Regions from separate parts of the Homo sapiens genome. Here region 2 is linked to region 1. The links are chromatin loops, found by intact Hi-C in ENCODE. Cell type or tissue: GM12878. All regions are shown on one strand.

Region 1 (4,000 bases):
AATGCCATGTTATGAAAAGGTTTGCAGGTGGCACGGAGGGGAAGGGGCAAAGGGTTTCATAAACAAGGGTGGGGGCTTCAGAGTACGAATTGCTCTAGCGCCCCCTCTGGTGGCCTCTGAGGGTGCTTCAGAGCAGTCATGATTCCCAGATTGGCCACATATCAAAACCACCTGCAGAGATTTCTTCTCAGATGAATTTTGAGAGAAAGAGAGAGAGTGAGCTAGGAGAATTGGACCTGTAGATCAAAAGACACAGCACCAATCTCATTATGTGAGCCTTATTTAGATTACAATTCAAGCAAACTGTAAAAAAGAAAAAGCATGACATTTATGAGACAATTGGAAGTATGACCACTGACTGGATATCTGATGATACGAAAGAATTATTTTTAATATTTTTTGGTGTGATAGTGATAGGTAGTTTTTTTTTAACAGTAGCTTTTGAAGATACCTACAGAAATACAAATGAAATGATGGCATGCCCTAGGATTTTTTTCTAAAATGATATTGAAGGAAAAAGAATAATGTGGGTGGACGTGTTTGGGTGGGGTACAGATGAAAGAATATTGGCCATGAGTTGATAATTATTGCAGCTGGCTGATGGGTCCATGTGACCTAATTATACTATTGTGTCTTACTTAGATGTATTTAAAATTCCTCATAAGAAAAAATTAAATAAAAAAGTTTTAATCAGATGGGGACTCTTTAATAACACAAATTCTCCTCGCCCAACCCAGTAACTGCAAAATCAGAATGTCCTGGATGCAGCCAGTGATTCTGATGATCAGCAGGGTTTAAGAACTACTGCTCTATAAAGTTGTAAACAATTTATTAATAAAGAGATGTTATTTAAGGCTCAAGGGCAATACACAAACAAATGGTTAATGGGTTGAGCTATAGCATTGTGAGAAACTGGGGTTTTTAACAGAAAGATTGAGTAACTGAAGATGATTGTTCATTAATATCAGTTAATATTTCCTCAGTGATTCTCTTGAAGAGTAGAGGAGTCGGATCAGGTGTGCTTTATGGTCCTGTCAGACTCTGAGATCCTCTGGCTAACCCTGAGAATAGGACAAAAGAAAGTGGAGCTGTACTTCTGTATTTAAAAAAAAAAAAAAAAAAGAGTATGACAAGAAGATGCTTTTATTGTCCCATGAATTAAACTTTGGAACAGATAATAAAGAAAAGTTAAAATGTCTTCTTGGCAGCATGTTAAACACAGGCCAAAACCTTACTGCATAGATCTGTGAGTCTTATTCGCTTCTGTTTCCTTCATGCCTAATATGGAACCTAGAACATGGTACATATTTAATGTGGCTATTGAGTGCTGTGACGTTCTCAAGTTAGTTTGCTTCTTAAGGTGATTCCCTTAAGAAAATGATTTTTTTTCTGGGTTTAGTATGAGAGCAGAAAGAAGGAAAGTAATACAGAAGAGGTACCTAACAACGTGTTAGACAGTATGTAAAGGATTTGCTCATCTACACCAAGTTTGGTTTTGCAAAGAGAGGTACCACTTCTAAGCCTCATTGTTGTTTGATCATCTCATTGGCCCCAAGGATTAGGCATGGCCAGTAGAGAGAAACACCATATAACCCAACAAGATACTCATATATTTTAAACATCCTCTGGATTTATTATAGAAAAATATTTTATTATAAAAGTTTACAGTTTGGGGTTTTCTCTACTAGAACTGTAAACAGCCTTTGTATTAAAATATTTTTATGTAAAATATATGCTCTCCTTCCTAATTTATGGAAATAGGAAAATTGGTACATTGGAGGCTTTAATTAATTAAATTATCACATTTCTAGACCAAAGAGATAGGGAGACATAGCAAAAAGCTGGAGGAATGAAGTCTCGTTTTATTTTTTAGATTCCAGATGCTTTCTGTAACAGTTGATCAGGGAGCTGTCAAATGCACTGATGAGAGGTTTCCCAAAGTTAATTTTTCTCATAATACAATAACCAAATTTGCTTTAACACTTGAAAAGGCCCATCCATACTAAAAAGAATCAGTTGCTTAATCCTAAAATTAAAGGTTATTGCATGCAAGAGAAAATAATTACATGCTCAAAGTATGGAAAAAAGAAAACTTTTTTTAATATGTAGGTATTTGTATAATTAAAGACTAATCAAGCATGAAGGGCTGCTGACTAAACCAGAAAATGAGGTTGTTGGCAAGCAATATTGTAATGTAAATGCCATTTTTGTTTAACTACTAAGAAGCTGGAGAAATGATATCCTGAACAGATTAAAAGCAAACAGCATTGATAATAAATATTTATCAGATTTCAAATGCAACACAGAGAATTTTTATATTTTACATGCAAGATTTGTTTGCAGTGAAGTATTCAGGTACTTTTCAACAGGGTAGTTAACATCCTTATTTAGAATTGCATTTTCAGATAGTATCTTCCTACGGTTAAGGTACATGTGAAATATTAACCAAGGGAAAGTGCTCCTTTTGAGATATACTGCCCACAATGCAGTTACCTATTAATTATGATTTTGAGAATTAATTAGTACTAGTTAACTTGGTGTTAGGCAAATACTTTCCAATGAATATACTGAATGTACTTTTAGAGGGAGAGAGACGAGATACAAGCCATACACAGTTGTTAAAACAAAGAAAATAGAAACGTTAATGTAAAATAAACGATTTATCTAAACTTCAAGCACATGATTTAAAGTAGAAAGAGTAGAAACCTTGAAGTTACACATAAACATTCTGAGGCTTTCTACCGCTACCCTGTAAAATATCACGTAGGGCACTCGTTTTGTTACCAGAAAGGGGTCCAGATCCAGACCCCAAGAGAGGGGTTCTTGGATCTTGTGCAGGAAAGAATTCAGGGTAAGTCCATACAATAAAGTGAAAGCAAGTTTATTAAGAAAGTAAAGAATGAAAGAATGGCTACTTCCATAGGCAGAGGAGCCCCGAGGGCTGCTGGTTGCCCATTTTTATGGTTATTTCTTGATGATATGCTAAACAAGGGGTGGATTATTTATGCCTCCCCTTTTAGACCATATAGAGTAACTTCCTGACATTGCTATGGCATTTGTAAACTCTCATGGTGCTGGTGAGAGTGTAGCAGTGAGGACAACCAGAGGTCATTCTCATGGCAATCTTGGTTTTGGTGGGTTTTGGCCGGCTTCTTCACTGCAACCTGTTTTATCAGCAAATGACCTGTACCTTGTGCCAACCTCCTATCTCATCCTATGAGTTAGAATGTCTAACCATCTAGGAATGCAGCCCAGGAGGTCCCAACCTTATTTTACTCAGGAATTCAACAGGAAAGAAAGAACATACCCCAAACAGGCAAAAGGTTTTAATCTAATGAAGCCCTCACTGTCTATTTGTAGGTGGTGATTTCCCTGTATTCAACTGTGCTCAGCCTTGATTTCTCTTATAAATCAAGATTGGCTGCATAAATGTAGCTGTGAGCTCTGCAAAGCGGACTCCTTGACCCACTGATTAAAGTATGAATGCATTAATTTAAAGTAGCTTTTAAAACTCAGGTATTGTACTCAGCAAGTATGCTGTTTTTCTCCCACCACAAAGCATAATTAAAGATAAGTTTTCAGGAGAAGAGGCAAGGCTGTCATTTTTTTAACCTTCAGAAACACTAGAAGATTCACTTTTCAGTTTCTAAATTAGAATCCGTCAGTTTGACTGCCTCTGTTTCTTTTGGATGTAATGCCTATGATATGTGATCCAGAAAGCTGAAAGCATGCAGACCTACTAAAATGCATTTGGGGATTTTCAGAAACAGATTATTGAGTGACAATATGATAGCCTTCAGGCTTGCTGCTGGAAATTATTATTTAACTTATTTTCCTCCTAATGTGTTAGTAACATGTACCTATTTTCTGAAGACTGCCGAACACATCATCAAATGACAGTTCAAAAAACATTTTTAAGTTTATTATTTTTCTTTTTATGTAACATACTTTGAGAGCCAGGAAACAACATTAAAAGATGTGTTTCTCTCACCATTTCTCC
Region 2 (4,000 bases), 53 kb before region 1:
CAATATGTAACTTACAGGCTAAAATCATCATCATTACCATTGTTGGACATCTAGTGCTGAGATAGGCTCTTTAGAAACATGATTTCATTTCATCTTCACAGGCACTTTACTTAAGAAGGTATCATTTCCTCATTTTACTCTTGAAGAAGCTAAGGCTTAATTAAATCAAGTAACTTGCCCAGGGGCATACAATTAGGAATAATAATGTCTCTAATTTTGCACTTCTTACTGTATAATCAATGACAATTCCTATCTTGTTGTTTTCTAAAATGTGATTAAATCAAAATGTATGTAACTCAAAAATGCCTTCTTATAACTCTTAAACAGTATTTTTTTTAAAAAGTCAGAATGGCCCTCCAGCTTTATATTGGGTTTATTATCACAAGACCAAGAGGAGTTAGCCTACTCACAAGCATTCATGCCGCAATCAAGATGTGTAGACAGATGTGCAGCAAGTGTCTGCACATTTCCTGGTATTTGTGGTTATTTGCTGTTATAGTCCTCAGCGTTAAAATTCTGAAGTTTCCAGGTATTATAATTGCATGGGAGGACTTCTGTAGAGGCTTTTCCCCTGCTGTGCAATTCCAATGAGAACATACAGTACGACCTGAAGGAAAACAGTTGGCTTAAATTGACAATATTATATCTCTCTGAAAATGTAAGATGGTAAACAGGCCTTTGCTAATGTTCTTCAATGTGCAGAGAACATCCTGAAGCCTGATACTTTGAATTGTCATGTATGTGATTTCCACTGAATATTTGTAAAAGAAAAAGAGAAATGAACTAAATTTACTCTTAGAAAACTTCTAAGTTGGAGTAGAATAGTAAATCCTTTAACCACTCTGAAATATGACTCAATTTCTTTTCCTTCCAGAATAGCCCTTCTTACAATTTCCTTTTCTTTCCCTTTAAAAAAAAAATCTATAGTTACTTAACTGTAGAGAGAAACATTCCATTTGCAAATTTAGTCTGTGAAATCCTATATCCATGAGCAATGTCTAAAATTTCCCAGCTTCTAATAAATAGAAACCAGGTTCACAAATCAAGAGAACCCAACACATTAAATCAAGAACTGCCAGCCTGTCAGTAGCCAATAAATTAGCATTGTTGAAAATAAAGTCACGCTTGCTTATAAAAGCAGCTATTATGGATGAGTCTAAGAATTTGACCTTCCAACAGCCGTGGTGGCATAAACTCACAAAGGAAATAATAGCTATCACTCATTGAATATCTTCTGGTATCCAGACACTTTACCCACAGCATTGCATTCATTCGTCCTAGCATTCTTGCAGGTGGGTATCATTAAGCTTGCTTTATGGATGAGGAAACCGAGGTTCAGGAGGTTAAGTAACATAGCCAGGGTCAGATTTAAACATAGATCTCCAAAACCCATGCTCTCCCAGCTACGCCATCCTACCACTATTACATCACTAACAAGGTGCCAGTTGGGGCTCTTCTGCCTGGTTCTACTTTCTAGAATGTATTAACCACACTCTGTCATCATTGTAATTATTGCCTTCGAGTTTTTAGGTCTAGTCTCACTTTTGGGGTCACTACCTAATCTAGATACCTAGCTAAATTCAGAAAAAGTGGCCAGGAATGTAGGATTTCTGCAGAATACCAAAAGCCTAAGGACTTTCTTTCCAAATAAAAGATATGCTATTTGCATACGCTTTCAGCATGTCTGGAGCATGATTTTATATACTAATCCTTGGATAGGAGACCTCTGGCCAAACTGGAGTTGTTGCTTTCCATTTACTCTGCCAGAGGACCCTGTTTCCATCCACGTTAGGATTAAGATTGTTTCTTGATTTCTTTGCTCCTGTTTGTAATGGGCTTTACTATTGCAATCTTTCAGCTCTGAATTAGGATCAGAATTTTGAAGGGATCCATTAGAAGGGGTGCAGGGGATGTCACTCCACTGAAGTGTTTGAGGACATTGGATTGTTCAGATGTCCAAGAGACCCACCAAATGATGGCTTGAGAGATGTTGATTTGCATTATAAAATGCCCTCAGAAGACTGTTTCTGCAGTGACTGTTACACATTTAAAATAATTGTTGGCCAGCCACCACCTCTTAAAACATCTTTTTGCTAGGTCAATATTTAATAGGTCAGAATATTCTTTCTACAATGGCAGCTTTGGGATTGTAGATCATGAAGCATGTATAATTTTCGGAACTCTCTTTAAGAAAAAGAGTACCAAATTAAGAATACAAAATTATGTATTAAAGTTAATATTTTTTAGAATAAGAAAAAAATCACAACAAATTACAAATGTAAAAGTTAGAAAGGCCATAAACATCACAAAATTCACAAATATAATCTATCATACTCGATAATATTTCCTAAGTTTTTTGGTTAATACCTTTTACTGCCTCTTCAGATGACAAAAATTGTGCAATCTCAATTTCCATAGAGATGATTGAAGATAATTTTATACTTCCTCTGTCATGATTAATCTTTTTTTGAAAAATTATTCATTCTTACAAAAGTTTCTTAGAGCTTCATGTGTTATTGGTAAGTAAAGTTTTAGGATTATTGTCAAACAAAAAAAGTCCTCAATTAAGTTACTTTCATTATAAAAGTTACAAGATTTAGACCAGGCATGGTGACTCCCACCTGTAATCCCAGCATTTTGGGAGGCCAAGGTAGGCGGGTCAGTAGTTCAAGACCAGCATGGTCAACATGGCAAAACCCCGTCTCTACTAAAAATACAAAAATTAGCCAGGCATGTAGTCCCAGCTACTCAGAGAGGCTGAGGCAGGAGAATCCCTTGAACCCAGGAGATGGAGGTTGCAGTGAGCAGAGATCGCGCCACTGCACTCCAGCCTGAGTGACAGAGCAAGATTCCGTTTCAAAAAAAAAAAAAAGAGTTGTAAGATTTAGAAGAATATTTCATAGACTAGCTTCTGGCTTTGCATATATCAACTGTTGCCTCCACTGTCCACCTACTTCCAGTGCCAGGTGCCACCGAACAAAGTCCTATGGCAGTGCATATCCATGTCCCAAAGGGGTAGAAGGACTTTCTACACCAAGATATTTCACAGTAACTCAGCTATTCATAGAAGGAACTGCAAACCACGTAAAGACATCTCAGTCTTGACAACCATTGCTGAATATATCCCCAACTCAAGTTCCTCACAAATGCCCACAACCATTCCAAGTACCCCCAACCTAGGGCAGTGTTGGGGTGGGGGCACGGATGGGGATCAATGTGGAAAAAGACAACAGAGGCTGCCACCTGCAGTTAAATATCTCAGTGAAACGTGTGATCAGGAGGACATGGTGTGAGGGCCTCCCCCAGGTGCGTAAGCTTCCCATGAGGGGCCCTGGGACGTAAGCTTCATCAGCTTCATGGTAAAAAGGAGATTGTCAGCTCTGGCCCTACACACTTCCTAATCTAGAACCCACGGAAAGTTGGTCCTGGACTACAGATGTGAGTAAGAATTGAGCTCATGTCTCTAGGTAAAAATAACCTCAGAATTCCAACTGGAATATCAGAACATTATTCTCAAAAACAATAGGATTTAGGGTTTCCATTCTTCCTGTCCCCTCTCTCATACCAGGCAGAAGAAGTAGAACGTCATCCAGCTCAGACTGGAGGCCATTGCTCCTGGGGGCAGCCAAAAAAGGTGTATTCTGCTCCACTAAGCCAGGGCTGAGGCACGGCAGGAAGTGGGCGCCCTGTGCCATGTACCCCACCCCATCCCAGGAAACATCATCTGACTGCCCATCACTAACTCACTTCCTTCCCCCTGCGGGTGCCAGGAATTGATCCGCCTACCTTCCTACCCACTTTTCACGTCAGCCCAGGGTTCTGATGGCCATTTTGGAAAGCAGCATCTCAGAACTTCTCCCTCAGTGTCCTGTGGCGCAGCCACACGCAGAGACACACGCCACCTTTATGAGGTTTTCTACACAGATGTTACTGCTCGCAAGCGGCCATTCAAAGTCTTCTTCTGTGTCACCCACCCTCCTGTTTGTTTGCCCCCCATGTA

What was found. A loop is a pair of places that touch in the nucleus more often than their neighbours do. Peaks named below come from ENCODE experiments on the same cell type or tissue, not always from the same donor. Only the 100,000 strongest peaks of a DNase experiment are listed, where the experiment ranks them.
Region 2: it touches region 1 in a loop (2.0-fold over the local background); 1 of 110 quality-filtered maps calls a loop at or near these places.

The regions. Positions count from the first base shown.
Region 1 is chr7:39,357,770-39,361,769 of GRCh38, forward strand. The region is part of intron 5 of POU6F2 (POU class 6 homeobox 2); the gene reads left to right. Among named protein-coding and RNA genes, the nearest start is that of SNORA20B, 31 kb to the left of the region's middle. In GM12878, a CTCF peak has its summit at 112 (motif pointing left); a DNase peak (open chromatin) is centred at 2,204.
Region 2 is chr7:39,305,097-39,309,096 of GRCh38, forward strand. The region is part of intron 4 of POU6F2 (POU class 6 homeobox 2); the gene reads left to right. Among named protein-coding and RNA genes, the nearest start is that of SNORA20B, 22 kb to the right of the region's middle. In GM12878, no CTCF peak of the experiment used is centred here; no DNase peak of the experiment used is centred here.